Regions from separate parts of the Mus musculus genome. Here region 1 is linked to region 2. The links are chromatin loops, found by intact Hi-C in ENCODE. Cell type or tissue: heart. All regions are shown on one strand.

Region 1 (8,000 bases), 94 kb before region 2:
CCCCTCCTGGAGGGACAAGGAAGGAATTCCTTTCCATTTACCTTGTAGAGTAATCCTTCTGGCACAGCATCCTCTTGACTTCTGTTTGTCTGAAATGGTTTTCTTTTACCTTTTGCTTCAAAGGGTGGCTTTGCTGGGTACCAAGTTCTAAGTCAGCAGCTGTTTTTGTTTTTTTGTTTCTGTTTTTTGTTTTTACCCTTCTGAAGATGTCACCGTATTGTGCTTTAGACCCACCCCCAATACATAAATAAGTAAATAATTAAAAGTGATCTGGAGCCGGGCGTGGTGGCGCACGCCTTTGATCCCAGCACTCGGGAGGCAGAGGCAGGTGGATCTCTGAGTTCGAGGCCAGCCTGGTCTACAGAATGAGTTCCAGGACAGCCAGGGCTATACAGAGAAACCCTGTCTCAAAAAACCAAAAAAAAAAAAAAAAAAAAGTGATCTGTGGTTTTGTTGTTGTTGTTATTGGTTTTGTTCTGTTCTGTTCTGTTTTTAAGACAGGGTGTCTCTACATAACCATGACTGTCCTGGAACTATGTAGACCAGGCTGGCTTTCTGCTTCCCAAGTACTGGGACTAAGGAGTGCACTACCTTGCTTTGTTTGTTTGTTTGTTTGTTGTTTTTAAGTTCTTTAAAACACACAGCCTTGGAAGGTCTCTTGAAAACTCAGAAATTGTGGTAACATCAACCAAGCAATAGTGGCAGATGCTTGGAAGGGGCTGTGCCCTCTCTTCACCACTGGCTTCCACTCATATAAGGAATACCTACTGCCATGGTTACCTCCCCTTCCCTGAGCTGAGTCAAATCTGGAAATAGATTCTTCAGGATCTCATGGTCCACACAGAGCTTTGTCAATATACCAAACTGCTCTTCCAAGGGTCTAAGAATCACCCTTCCACCCCCACCCCCCAATATAAGTCACTTGTATTAGCTCCAAAGAACATGCTGGTGTCCAGGCCAGGAATTCTGATGCCACTATACTTTATAGCGCAAGGAAATAAGATGTCTTTGGAAACTAGTTTTGTTTGTGATAGTTGGAGAGGCTGTGTTCTGATGGAGGGGCTCCTGTCAGCTGTGCCCAGAGAACATGGCGGAAGCTTCACGGACGTGCTGAGGGCAGGGAGGAACAGAAATTAGATGATAGAGTTAAAGATTCCCACCCCCACTCCCACATAAGGTCACCCTTAGAGAGTCCAGCAGGCAAGCTACAACCCAGCCTAGGCTGAGCTCAGCACCTCTGTCAGAGGCAGGAGGGGTATGGAGGGACAAGCAAGCCTAACCTAAGCCACCATAGGATGCATAGCTGAGGCTGAGACCCAGCCAGAGGTGTCAGGAAGGCAAAGGACACAAGCCGGCTGTTGAGTGGACACCTGCAGGTGTGTCCTCCTTCCGACAGTCTATCTAGGTCTCAGCTCCCTCTACAGCCCCGAATATGGCTGGCCACTTTGTAAACATGCAGCTCTCAGGAGCTCATCTGGGACAGCATGCCCAGGTGTTCCCGGTGTCTTTTCTTTTGGCTTTTCTTTTGTGTTTGTTTGTTTGTTTGTTTTAGATTTTAAAAAATGATATGTATGTGTTTGTCTGCTTCTGGGTTTGTGCTCCTGAGGGGGCTAGAGGTCCCGGGGCCCCTCAGAGCTGGAGTGATGGGGATAAGCTGTCAGATGTGGGAGCTGGGGCCTGAGCTCACGTCCTCTGCAAAAGCAGGAGGCACTCGCAACCCTAAGCTGTTAAGCCACCCCTCCACGCCACCCCACCCCCCTTTTAAAAGCTTTTCTATGTGTTACTTGACCTTTGGCTGATAAGTGCTGTCTTTACATACTCCTGGATGGGAGGGGGTAGGGTGGACGGGGAGTGGGGAGCACCGGAGTTGACTGGTGCTGATATGCTCCCATTAAAGATGGGAGATCACACTTGCCTGGGAGCCCACTTGCCTCGTGGGCTGGAGAGATGGCAAAGGGATAAAGAGCACTGGCTGCTCTTCTAGAGGACTTGGATTCAAGACTCAGCTCCAGAATGATAGTTCACAGCTGGTTGTAATTCCAGCCCGAGGGTATCTGATGCCCTCTCATGGCCTTTGAGGGCATTGCATGTACATGGTGCAAATACAGGCAGGCAAAATACTCAAGACACATAAAATAAAATGAGAAACATTATTATTAACAGCCGGGTGGTGGTGGCACAGGCTCAGCACTCGGGAAGCAGAGGCAGGCATATGTCTGAGTCTGAGGCCAGCCTGGTCTACATAGTGGGTTCTGGGACAGCCAGAGGTACACAGGGGAAACCCTATCTTGAAAAACAAAACAAATAACAAAAACAACAACATAAAGAAAGCAAAGAAAATATCCTTGAGAAGGGCTGGAAGCATGCTTGTTTGGCGTATTCCAAAGTCCTGGATGCAATTTTCTGCATCTAATAAAACCAGACATGATGGCTCACGCTTGCAGTCCCAGCACTCAGGAGGTGGAGGCAAGATCAGAGATCAAGGCCATCCTTGGACACACAGTGAGTCAAGGATTACCTGTACTACAAGAGACCTTGTCCCGAAAGAAAGGAAGAGGAAAGGAAGGAAGAAGAGAGAAGGCGGAAGAGAGGGAGGACGGGGGTGAGGGAGAGAGGAAAGGAGGGAGAGAAAGAAAATGTCCTTATGAAATCCAATATTGTGTATGACCGCCCCGCCCCCCTTCCCCAATACAATTGTCCAGGCACCCGAAAGCTCTGGGTTAGGTCCCAGGTGAGTTCTCAGGGCTCAGGCCAGGGTGACGGGGTATAGACAGTGAAGGAAGGGGATACGTTAAGGAACATTTAGGAACAATCGTCCTGCACATTGATGATGGGTCTTAGACAGGGAGAACTGGGAGGATATATGGCGATGGGTGAGTTGCAAGTGCCCACCTGGAGCACAGGACAGTCACTCAGGCCGGCTGAGACACACTGGAACACGAGGACAGGGCACTGGGACAGGATTCCCATACCGTGGCTGGTGGCTGCCAGCTCCCCTGCCCACGTCTGTCTGCATTCCTGCCCATGTCTCTTACAGAACCTGTACAACCCAATGAACTAGCAGCTACAACTGCGCATGCTCAGAGAGAGGTGGCTGAGTCCAACAATCAGAGCGCATTACATCACATCCTGTTCAAAGAATTAACAGCAGAAAGCCAGCTCTGACTCTTTCCTTCTGAATGTGCCTTAGAGTTTTCCAGGTGTGTGTGCGTGTGTAATTTCTCTTGTTTTCAAAATATATAGTTGCTGGGCATGGGTGGATCATGCATTTAGTCTTAGTACTCAGGAGGAAGGCTAGAGCTAGCAGATATCTGTTGGTTCCCGGCCAGGCCAGCCTGGTCTACATAGTGAGACCAAGACTCAAAAATACAAAACAAACAAACAAACAAACAAGCAAACAAAACCCACATGAAAAAGTACAGTTGATGAGCGTAGTGGTGCATCCTATAATCTCAGCGTTGGAGAGGCTGAGGCAGGAAGACTGGCGTGAATTGGAGGCTAGGCTGCGTAACGGAATGAGATTGTCTCTAAATAAATAAATAAGTAAAACAAAATATATAATTGATTTTTCTTTTTAATTATTTTTATTGGGCTGGAGAGAGAACTCAGCAGTTAAGAGCACTGACTACTCTTCCAGAGGTCCTGAATTCAGTTCCCAGCAACCAACCACATGGTGGCGCACAACCATCTAAAACGAGATCTGGTGCCCTCTTCTGGCAAGCAGGCATACATGCAGGCAGAATAAAGCTTTAAGAAATTATTTTTAAAAACAAAAGAATAATTAAAAAAAACTTTAAAAAAATTTTTTTGAGGCAGGACCTCACCATACAGCCCTAACCAGCCTGGAACTCAGTGAATTCTGAGATGGAAGGTGTTCATACAGCTTTCATCTTTGTAAACGTATATTTGGAGACTGGTGCATGGCTCACTGGGTAAAGGTCCTTGCTGACATCCTGATTCAATCTCCAGGACCCATTTGATGGAGAAGGAAAACTGACTCCCAAGGATGACCCTCTACCCCTTTACACCTGCAGTAAGTTAGCATAAAACTAGTCAGTGAACACACACACATCCCCAATGAATGTAATTTTAAAGTCTTTTAAAGAAATGTCTACTCTTTGCTTTCTATGTGTAGGGTTAGCTAGCTTCCCAATATCTCCTTCAAATGTGCCCACTGTGGCTTACAAGGTTCCCTCTCCACTGTGGACCCAAACAGACCTGGGACAATGGCTGTGGTGTTGTAAGAGCCTCCCTGACAGCCCCGAATGACAGAGACCCTAAACAGCCGCACTCACCCCTATTGCTTCTCATGTGTGTGTGTGTTTAGAAAACTTCAAGAGCCATGTTAGGAAAATTAATGAGAGAGATGCTGGTGGCCCGAATGCAATAAGTACAATGGCTAATAGCTAATGAGCCTTTGCCCGAAATCCCAGCACTAGGAAGACAGACAGGAGTATCCCAGTGGCTTGCTAGCTTGACAGTCTAGCTGAACTGGTGAGTTCCAGGTTCAGTGTGAGGAAAAAATACTGTGGAGACCAATCAAAGGCCTCCACATGCAGGTGTACACACATACACACCCAAAAGTGGCGTATATATTGGCCAATACTCATAAACATTTATATGTGTCCTAGACTTCTACTGCATGCAACAGTAGAAGCACACAGCCTACAGCTCGAACTGACAGCTGAACAGAGCAACTCAGAACGGGAGGCAGGCAGGAAGTGAGGATGAAAGGGAGGAGGGATTCCCTAAGTTATCCACAGCATAGTGAACGGCGTGTCATCAGGCAGGCAGCTCCACTTCACACATGTCAAGTGAGCAAGAGGGTCCTTACGAGGGAATTGTCACTATCTTCATAAAGGTCCTTGGGCCCTCACCTGGACCATCACCAGTGGCTCTGCTTGTAGTCTCTGGGCAGCTTGAATGTTGTGGCGTTCAAGACCATCAAAGGAAGAACTCAGACTCAATGCAATTGTAACTAAAGGGTTTGTTGATTACTGCTAGCAGGACAACAATCTCTGAGCCAAACTTGAGATTGCTGCTTGAAGTGAGGGGAAGGGATGGACTTTTAAAGGCAAGAGCCACAAGGAGAGGCTGCGAATCTGCAAAAGCAAGCTGAGGCTGTTCTGCTCGGCCAAGATCAGGTAGTCAAGGCGACCTCAAAACAGTCCTTGAATGTCTGCACAAGCAGGTTACAGAAGCCAAAAAGCAGTTACTCATATCACAACAGGTAGATGGTCATGGCTGAAGGCTGTACATTTCTGGGCGGAGATCGCTGAACTTCTCTTCCAAGGAATGGAGTCAGAGACAAGTGGCTAATGGGTACCAAGATGGGTGTCAGCACAAAATGGAGTTTCATCACAGATGAGTGGGAGATGGGGCCTGTTGACTGGCATACACCCACCTTGATTCCCTAATTGGAGTTAGCATCTTGGTATTGGGCCCATCAATCCCTTATGAGTTTGGCTGTTGTGTGTCGGCCTCCGAAAAACAGACAATGTGAGTGTGGTAACAAAGTGGTGTTTGGGGTTTGAGGACTGCGAAGCTTGCCCATGGTGGGGATATAATGACTGAGATAGCTTTTTTTTTTTAAAGGAATACTAGTTGCCCACCTCTATCAAATGTCTGAGTCTAGTGGTAGAGAACACCTCCCCCATTCCTCTCCTTACCCCTTTATAATGGCTATTCCTGGTTGTCAACTTGACAATATCTGGGATGAACTACAATCCAGAGCGGGAGGGCTCACCTGTGATCCAGATCTTGAGGCTGGAAGACACAAGTTCCTGACCTGGATCTTGGCATGGAGATCTTGAGGCATAGTGGCCATGAAAAGCTTAGGCCCAGGCAAGGTAGTATACTTTAATCACAGAAGACTAAGGCAAGGAGATCTCTGAGTTCAAGGTTAGCCTGGGACAAGTTCCAGATCCTGCATGGTGGTACACACCTTTAATCTGGGCCACACCTTCTGCTGGAGACCTACATAAGGACATTGGAAGAAGGAAGATTTGCTCTTCTTGCATTTACTTTTCCAGCCCATCTGTTGAAATCTACTTCTAGAGAAGACCAGCAGAAACAACTAGCCTTGTGGGACTGAGAAAATACTAGATTCTTGGACTTCCAATTCACAGCTGGCCATTGCTGGGAAGTTGGACTACAGACTGTACATCACATCATCATAATAAATTCCCTCAGTATAGAAAGACATTCCATATGTTCTGTGACTCTAGAGAACCCTGACTAATACACCCTTCCTTCTACTTGATGCACTTCTCATCCATCCTTTCCTGGACCCCACTGTCACTCAGCCAGCCCAGACCCCCACTTTGCCTGAGTCCTCCAGTTGATTGGCAGGTCTCCCAAAGTCTCATCTTGCTCTGCTTCCAAACCTTTCTCTGCCACAATGTAGAACGTGCCCCTTCACCTGTGTTTGTGTATATTTAATTGTATTATGTGTGTGCCCTTGGAGGCCAAGAGAGGGTGTTGGGTCCCCTGAGGCTGCTAGGGTTCAGACTGTAACAAGGGTGTTGAGAACTTAACTCTCATCTTCTGGAAGAGCACTGAACCATCTCTCCAGCCCCAGGTTTTGTTTTTCTGAGGCAGGGTTTTGTTGTGTAGCCCAGGCTGGCTTTAAACTCTAAATCCTCTCTCTGCTCCCAACTGCTGTGTGTGTCGCCATATTCTTGAGGAATCTCATTTTGACACTTCCTTTTAAAAGACTTCAGTAGGGGCTAGAGAGATAGCTCTACACTTAAGAGCACTGGCTGCTCTTCCAGAGGTCCTGAGTCCAATTCCCAGCAACCATATGGTAGCTTATAACCATCTGTAATGAGAGATCTGATGGCCTCTTCTGGTGTGTCTGAAGACAGCTACAGTGTACTCACATACATAAAATAAATAAATCTTAAAAAAAGACTTTCAGTAGCACTTTATTATAACACCCAAGGCTCTTCCTGCCCTGCCCTGCCCCTGGCACCATTACACTTTGGGGAGCATGACCACACTGCACAGAGTCTGACACCTGTCACAGCTCCCTGCTTGAAAGCTGATCTCCCCACCAGCATTGCAACATCTTCCTATTCCACATACCAGTGTCCCTCCGAGACCCCCTTCCCCAGGAAACCCACTCTCTGTCACTCTGTTAACTTTTCCTGGGGAGACAGACGTCTACCCAGCCCAGATAGGGCACCAAAGGCAGACCTGTAAGGTCTCTGCAACCTTCTTGGCCAGTGGAGTGACAACAGCAGAGATAGACAAGGAGGCAGTCCTGCTCAGCACAACTCAGGAGCCAGTGTCGGTTCAAACCGTGGGCGTCTGACTCTGTTTATTTCAGGCATATTTAAGCAAAGCACAACTTAGCGAAAGTTATTCTGGTGATAATTACCTCAAATCCGTCTCCACAACAAAGCACACATAAATCTCTTCGAGGAACAAAGTAAGCTACATACGGATCAGACATGATGACATTGAAATTATATTTCAAGTCTATAAAAATAGATTCTTTAGATTAACTGGGGAAAACTTTTTTTTATCGGTGTTGGAAAATCTGTGGCACACAGATAGTGCAGAATTCACCAGACTAGAAAAGACAACCTCCAGCTGGCCGATGGTGGTGCACCCCTCTAATTCCAGCACTCAGAAGGCAGAGGCAGGTGGATCTCTGTGAGTTCCAGGACAACCAAGCTACACAGGGAAACATGGCTCAGTGGTTAAGAGCACTGACTGTTCTTCCAAAGGTCCAACTACATGGTGCTCACAACCATCTGTAATGGGATCCGATGCCCTCTTCTGGTGTGCCTGAAGACAGCTACAGTGGACTCATAAACATAAAATAAATCTTTAAAACAACAATAAAAAAGCAAACAAAGACAATTTGCACTCCAGCCTCTGGAAGGAGAACAGGCTTTGCATTCCTTCTCTTGAAAGGACAACCCTGCGTGCCTAACATTCCAGGTTCCCCTGGTCTATGAGTACAGAGACCTCTTTGTCCCTACACAGATCAA
Region 2 (8,000 bases):
CTAGATTCCTTCTAAGCCAACAGGTTCTCTTCGAACCTCTCCAAAGAGAGAGTTCCAAGGCTCTAAACCTCTCAGTCCTTATTTGGAAGTCATTTTTTAGGGCAAAGACAGAGTGGACTCTGAAGTGGTCAGTACTCACACCCAAGGCAGCTACTGTGGGCGTCCCATAGTTCCATGAGTCAGGGGCTGAGGAAGTGTCCAGCCACCATGCATAATTGTTAATGCTGACCATCCCTCTTCCAAACAGGAAGTGGCTGCGGTGGGGGCTGCCCTGGCATCCGAAGTCACACATTTATGGGACCATAAAAGTTCCCGGTGCCCATTAAGTCTGCTCTGGGGTGATGGAGCTTTGGTTCTTAGTAGAGTCAGCTGTGGGAGCTTAAGAAGGTCCAGCAGCTCAAGATGCTCGCTGGTAACCCCTGATGAACCTTGGGGTCATCAGGACCAGCCCCATGATGGGTTAGCTGTCCCCAAGAAAGGCTCCGGCAGCTGCTGCCAGCAACTCTAGTGAGACTGGCATCAGGACCCAGGGCCCGGTTCTGCTAGGCGTGATTCAGCTTGGCTGCACCCTGGGGCAAGGGAGCTAGGGAGGAGGGCGTGGCCATCTCTCATTAACCAGAAAGAGGGGCTGAAAGCGAGAGGAGCCAGGGTGTAAGGAAGTATCATCAACTGGAGAGGTAGCTCTACCCACCGCCAGCCCTCGTCGGGCTCAGGGTGGTCAACTGAGCCAGATGTGGGGGACAGGAGGCCCATGCCCCTCCACCACCATCCCTGCCACCGCCTCTCACCCAACTGAGTCAGCTTAATGGTTTTTACAACCCTCCTTGGGCACAATTACTGCACTGGTGGCATGACCGGGCCTCCTAATGGGTGTTTATTCTGTTGGCACGAGCACCCCCTGCCTGAGGGCTGGCCTCCCCACCAGGGCACACCTCCAGGGCACACTCATGCGAACTCACACCCACACACTCAATCATGGGTACACACGTACTCTGAGATACTTTCTCACACATAGCCATCCTCACTCAGGAGTTCAGAGACCTATGGTAGGAGACGCCACTCCCACCGAGAGATGTCGAAGGATCTGGTGAATATTCAGTCACATACGACTACCCCAGCCTCTACCAACACCGCATCTGCCATCAAACATAGAGGCAGCAGGTGTGCTAACTCCCACCTGTTCACCAACCCTTTTCTGCCCAGCTTGCTCTGGAGGGATGAGGTGGACCCAGAGGAAACGCATTATGCTGTTCTCCCTTTAAAGCTGTCCCCAAAGACTTTAAAATGGCGATCTTCCCCTTTCTACAAGGGGACACATAGGCCAGAAGGCCCAGTGAGCATATCCTGCTTCAGTGGGGAAATAGACCAGGGGCCTCAATGGCATTTACCAGTTGTCCCTTAAAGAAAGATCACAAGTTGGACATTGTGACTTATGCCTGCTGCAATCTCAGCACCCAAGAGACTCTGAGCATCTTACTGTGAGCCTGGACTACAAGTGAGGTCCCATCTCCAAAAGGAGTGGTGGCTAACAAATATCGGAGAGAGCTGGGGGGGGGGTGCACACCTTTAATCCCAGCACTCGGGAGGCAGAAGGCAGGGGGATCTCTGAACTTGAGGTCAGTCTGGTCCACAAAGTGAGTTCTAGGACAGCCAGGACTATACAGAGAAACCTTGTCTCAAAAAAGAACCCCCAAAACAAACAAACAAGCAAACAAAAACAAACAAACAAGCAAACAAGCAAACAAAAACAATAAAAGCAGTGAGGTGGTGGTTAAGAACACTGGCTGCTCTTGCAGAGGACTTGAATTCAGTTCCCAGCCCCACATGGTGGTTTACAAACTATCTATAACTCCAGTTCCAGGAGATTCAGTGCCCTCTTTGACAGACTCCTGTATGCATGTGGTGCATAGACAGACATACAGGCACCCACATGTACACATAAAGTGCATAATAAATATACAAAGGGTCACATCCTCTGAAGGGTCTAGACTAAGAGCTAGGTAGGGTAACAGCAGCTTTTAGATTTTAGCTAAAAAAAAACTAACTTAGGCCAGGCAGTGGTGGTGCACGCCTTTAATCCCAGCACTTGGGAGGCAGAGGCTGGTGGATTTCTGAGTTCGAGGTCAGCCTGGTCTACAGAGTGAGTTCCAGGACAGCCAGGGCTATACAGAGAAACCCTGTCTCGAAAAACCAAACCAAACCAAACCAAACCAAACAAACCAAAAAACAAAAACTAACTTAGGATCAACGATTCTGCCCACTAAAGGGTTCTACGAATGCTTTTGGAGCTGAATACATCAAGCCAGAGTGTGTAGAGACCCTATGTATAGAATTGGCGAAGGAATGTTCTAGAATCCCCAGACCTAGAGCCATTTCTTGCCGCCTGAACCCAACCTGGATTCTTGTTCTGCTCTGGTAGACTGCTCCTGATGGCTGGAAGAATTCTGTTCGCCATAACCTGTCCCTCAACAAGTGCTTTGAGAAGGTGGAGAATAAATCCGGAAGTTCCTCTCGAAAGGGCTGTCTGTGGGCCCTCAATCCTTCCAAAATCGACAAGATGCAGGAAGAACTGCAGAAGTGGAAGAGGAAAGACCCCATTGCTGTGCGCAAAAGCATGGCCAAACCAGGTGAGGCTGTCAGGCCTGTGTGAGAAAGGCCAAGGGACCTGGGTACCAGAATGAAGAAGAGCAGAGCCTGGGGAGAGAGGGATACAGGGAGGGGGGTCTGGGCTGGGAGGCTACAAAGGAGAGAGGCCTCATGGTGTTTTCTTTTGGGCCTTTGCAGAAGAGCTGGACAGCCTCATTGGAGACAAAAGGGAAAAACTGGGCTCTCCGCTGCTGGGCTGTCCACCCCCTGGGCTGGCAGGCCCAGGTCCCATCCGGCCCATGGCACCATCAGCTGGTCTTTCCCAGCCTCTGCACCCAATGCATCCAGCTCCAGGCCCCATGCCTGGCAAGAACCCCCTGCAGGACCTACTGGGTGGCCATGCTCCCTCCTGCTATGGGCAGACCTACCCACACCTTTCCCCCAGCCTGGCCCCTTCTGGACACCAGCAGCCATTGTTCCCACAGCCAGATGGGCATCTTGAGCTGCAGGCCCAGCCAGGCACCCCCCAGGACTCACCTCTACCTGCCCACACACCACCCAGCCACGGTGCCAAGCTGATGGCTGAGCCTTCCTCAGCCAGGACCATGCACGATACTCTACTGCCAGATGGAGACCTTGGGACTGACCTGGATGCTATCAACCCTTCTCTCACTGACTTCGACTTCCAGGGTGAGCTGGGAGCTGGGAGCTGGGAAGGGTGGGACAGGACTAGAGAGGTGCTCTTGGCTGCGTGGCCTAGCCTCTTCATGTCTCTAGGCTGCCACCTGCTGGCTCCTGAGTTTCTTGTCACCTGAGGCGGATGACTAGGAATGTTAAATTCGCATTTGCTCCCTGCCCTCCAGATCATGAGCTAAAAGGCTCTTTCCCCCATCTCCCCCCTCCTGGTACTCTGATCATGTACCAGATGGCTTCATCATCAAACCGCTCATCTGACAAAGCTGGGAAAAGCCGGAAGTTCCATTGGTGTACTTGACTGTGAGGGACTGGGAGGCTAAACGTTCCAAAATCATTTGCGTTTTATCAGAATTTAGCTTTCACTTCAGGAGACAGACTTTCTATGGAATGGAAGACCTCAGAGCTAAGCATGTCCTAGAGAGATTTGAGGGTACAAGCCCAGAGAGGTGAATCTTTACATTCTCCTCCATCTTGCCCGCTCCATCCTACAGGCAGCCAAGCCCCACCCTCTACCCTTCTAAGCCCCGCCCCTTCCCGTTTGAACTGTAGTGTACCGAGCAAGCCTTTTTGGAGGAGGCTGTTGATCTATACCTTAGACTGTTAGAAATAAACTTCACATAGACCTTCATTCCAGACCTGCTGCGGCTGCAGAGAACAGGCGGCTGCAGAGGAGGCTATGTGGACGTGGGATACTATAAATTCTATCAGAAGGCTAGAGATGTGGGTAGGGGGTAAAGCGTTTGCCTAGCATGCACCAATCCTTAGTTAGGGTCAATACCCCAGCATCACAAAACCCTTAATTAATACCCACTCAAGCTCCTACTGAGTACCAGGCATCTTGCAAACAGCTTTACATATGTTCTTCCCATCTGGACCTAGCAAACAATACTATACAGAGAGATACATCCACTCAAGGTCGCTGGGCCAGAAAGAAGGAGTTGAACCCAGGTGGCCAAGAGCAGCCAGCGTTGTCAGGTCTCTTTCTCCACCCTGCGGTGATGATGTTCCAGGCAGCGACTCCAGTCACTGGCCTGCCACGCGGCAGGTCACACGACCCTAGGAGGAACTCAGTGACAGCACTGTTTGTTCCTCAGAGTCAAGTGTCCTTTCTGGTTCTATCCCTGTACCTTGGGTCCTGTGAGGGGGCGGGGAGGAGGGTCTAGGGAGCCAGACCTGTGTACCTCATCAAGTTCGGTGGTGCACTGTGGGAAGACTGTAGGCGGCAAATCAACCTTTGGGAACCAAGGCAGAAGCCTGAGTGAAGAGGTTCAGGGGGGCCTCTAGGCCGCTTCCAAGAAGAGCTTTGCAACAACCTTCAAATGGGCAAATCCTTAACCTTAATCTAGTACCCTGTTCTTCTCGAAGAGGCCCAGAGGTTACCTGCAACTATGGCAGTGGTTCTCAACCTCTGGGTCGCGACCCCGATGGAAAGTCTGATGACCCTTTCATAGGGGTCGCCTGCATCTATGGCTTTTACACCGTGCTACCTTGGAGCTCGGAGCTGGACTCTGAGGCTCAGGAAAAAAAAAAAAAAGTTCAGTGATTACTTGAGGTCCCAGAGTGGATGCCAAGATAGGCTTCCAGTCCGCATCACCAGACTCCTGTTCTCTGAGGCTTCTGAGGTACTTGGGTGGGAGACAGACTGGGCTTAACTCTCTATGGCCTGCCAATGATGAGGCTTCTTCCCTCTCCCCGACTAGGAAATCTGTGGGAGCAGCTGAAGGATGACAGCTTGGCCCTGGACCCCCTCGTATTGGTGACCTCGTCGCCGACGTCATCCTCCATGTTGCCACCCCCACCAGCAGCCCATTGCTTCCCCCCAGGGCCTTGTCTGGCAGAAACAGGCAATGAGGCAGGTGAACTGGCACCTCCAGGCAGCGGCGGCTCCGGTGCTCTGGGAGACATGCACCTCAGCACTCTCTACTCCGCCTTTGTGGAACTGGAGTCCACGCCCTCCTCAGCAGCTGCCGGCCCTGCCGTGTACCTCAGTCCCGGCTCAAAGCCATTGGCTCTGGCTTGAGCTATGCCCAACATCAGCTGCGGCCTTTGCCTAGCTGGCTGCCCCATATTGGGCTCACCTTAAAGGTCAAAGAAGGAAAACACTACCTGTCTCCTATGCCACTCAGCCAACTTATTTGTTAGCCAGAAGTTGGGGGCATCCATCTAGGATGCTACCTGGTGGACCCGCATCTCACACGGGGCCCCCAGCAAGGAAAGTGTCGGAAAAGAAGCAACAGCGCGCCCCCTAGCGCCAGCTCACTCGAACTTCAGCTCTCGAGCGTGAACTCAAGCTCTACACACCTGCTCATCATGTGCCTTACACTCAGAGGAAGCCTTGGGTCACAGAGTCTGATTTGATTTCTGGGGCAGCTGAGAGCTAAAAGCTTTAGTTAGCAAAGCTCAGGGCCAGTGTGACAGGTCAAAGATCACCCCTCCAAACCTCATCCCAATCCCCATGTGCTCTACAGACTTGGCCCTCTCCCAGAAATCTCTATTTATTCTCCCATCTTACACCCTTAAAGCCTACAGGGGCTCCTCCCGTATGACCTGTGAACCCCTTAGGGAGACAACTACTTCATAGAATTTATCTATACATCTTCAGTATATACTCTGGTTGGCCATCTCCAAGGTGACACACAGAAGGGGCAGCATCTACCCTGGGACCAAACTGAGCCCAAATCCAACACAACATGTTTGGAAAAAAAAAAAAAAACTTGTCCTCAGAAACTTGAACCCCCTCTCTTAGTCTCAGCCACAGGAAAGGCCCCCTTCAGGTTGCCAAGTCTCACTCTTTCTCAATGAGAGGTTCATATAGTTCAAGCCCCAGCCTATTGGATGCGGTCAACTGTCTTAAGCATCCTGAGTAACTAGGGTTTGCAACCCGCTACAGGATGATGTGTGTGTGTGTGTGTGTGTGTGTGTGTGTGATACCCCCCCACACACACACACACATACACACACCTGCATAGCAGACTTGGGGCTCCCAGGGAGCCGGCAGAATGTCCGTGGAGCTGAGCTGTGACTCAGATGCCCACCATGACCCACCAAATGGGATCCCCAGCTTTCCCAGGGCCTGAGGGCAACCAGAACCTCCATAGGTTGTCCCCAAGCTCACACGAGGGTGGGCGGATCCCTCAGTCATCTACCATTGTCCCCTGTCCTGGAACAATAAAGTAAGCGCCTGATGGTTGCAACTACTGAGCCTTCGTTTTTTGGGACCTTCAGTCCCCAAGCAGGGTGTCTACAAGGACTCTAAAGATATAGATGTAGATGTAGCTATAGATAGATCATATATATGGAGTGGGTGTGTGTGCATTGGAAAATGTGTGCTGTGTATGTTTGTGCATATGTGTGCTGCCCCCCAAAAGGCATCAGATTCCCTGGAGCTGGAGTTACAAGCAGTTGTGAGCCTCTGGGTGGATGCTGGGAACCAAACTTAGGATCTCTAGCAGAGCAGCAAGCACTCTTAACTGTCTGAGCATCTCTCCTACCTTAGTAAGGCATCTAGACCAGTGGTCCTCAACTTGTGGGTTGAAGCCCCTTTGGGCCAAATCAAATGGCCCTTTCACATGAGTCATATATCATAGACTCCATAGCAGATGATATTTATATTTTGGTTCATAACAGTAGTAAAATTACCATTATGAAATAGCAATGAAGTAATTTTACAGTCAGGGGTCACCACAGCACGAGGAGCTACATGGGGGGTGGGGTGGGGGGGGAGTCACAACATTAGGAAGGTTGAGAACCACTGCTCTAGACCAAGCAGAGTGAGCAGCCAGGCAAGGCCTCTTCTCAGAGGAACTTGAAAAATGGGGATCTGGGCTTAGCTGTCCAGAGAAAGGAGCTGACTTCTTTCAATGACTCTTCTTCTGACACCTGTCCGATGCTGCCGTGACTGACCCAAATCGCACAAGACAGGGTCACTGTTGTGGCTGGAGAGATGACTCAGTGGTTAAGAGCACTCACTGCTCTTCCAGGGGGCCTGAGTTCCATTCCCAGCACCTTATAACCTCTGTAATTCCAGGTCCAGGAGACCTGATGCTTCTGCCCTCTGGCCTCTAAGGGCTCTGCACTCTCATGTAGGCATACATTTCTTTCTTCCTTTCTTCCTTTCTTCCTTTCTTCCTTTCTTCCTTTCTTCCTTCCTTCCTTCCTTCCTTCCTTTCTTTCTTTCTTTCTTTCTTTCTTTCTTTCTTTCTTTCTTTTAAAGAAAAGAAAGGGCCACTTCCCTTTCTAGGGTGTATCTTCTTGTCACTACCTGGGAGAGATGCTAAGTCTGTTTGGGGCCCTGGGTTCCATGGGTGACAAGATGGGGCATAACTTGATGCTGCCTGTGCTGCTGCTGGTGGAAGATGAACTCAGGAAGGTCAGGAGTCCTTCCAGCCCACCCCATAGGTAGCGGTGACTGTAAGAGTAAGGGGCAGCTCTATAGCTCCCCCCTCCAGAAGCACACACATGAGTCTAGATCAGTCACATGTGGGTCTTTGACTTAAGTTAGTCTAGGGGTCAGGCCCAGAGCCCAGCCAACACCTACAGGGCTCTACAAAGAATCCCAGAGCAGAAGCTCACCCCACATTAGTGCCTACCTCCCTCCTAAGGCTCTAGGAAGGAGCTGGGATGGGGTAGGGTAGGACATGGGAGAGGCATGGCCAGCTGGCACACCCCAAAAAACAAACTGTTTGCCTCACTGGGAGAGGGATACAGTTGTCTGCCAA

Evidence for each region. A loop is a pair of places that touch in the nucleus more often than their neighbours do. Peaks named below come from ENCODE experiments on the same cell type or tissue, not always from the same donor. Only the 100,000 strongest peaks of a DNase experiment are listed, where the experiment ranks them.
Region 1: it touches region 2 in a loop (4-fold over the local background); 16 of 42 quality-filtered maps call a loop at or near these places.

The regions. Positions count from the first base shown.
Region 1 is chr11:78,449,566-78,457,565 of GRCm38, reverse strand. No RefSeq gene overlaps it. Among named protein-coding and RNA genes, the nearest start is that of Slc46a1, 12 kb to the left of the region's middle. In heart, CTCF peaks have their summits at 2,069 (motif pointing left) and 3,695 (motif pointing left); no DNase peak of the experiment used is centred here; H3K4me3 peaks cover 365 bases; H3K27me3 peaks cover 1,103 bases.
Region 2 is chr11:78,356,053-78,364,052 of GRCm38, reverse strand. Foxn1 (forkhead box N1) reads left to right here. Exons shown (of 9, transcript NM_008238.2): 7 at 2,420-2,627; 8 at 2,785-3,276; 9 at 4,983-6,476. The coding sequence ends at 5,302. Among named protein-coding and RNA genes, the nearest start is that of Gm30367, 13 kb to the left of the region's middle. In heart, CTCF peaks have their summits at 3,377 (motif pointing left) and 5,527; DNase peaks (open chromatin) are centred at 3,031, 3,372 and 3,812; H3K4me3 peaks cover 1,255 bases; H3K27ac peaks cover 451 bases; H3K27me3 peaks cover 2,867 bases.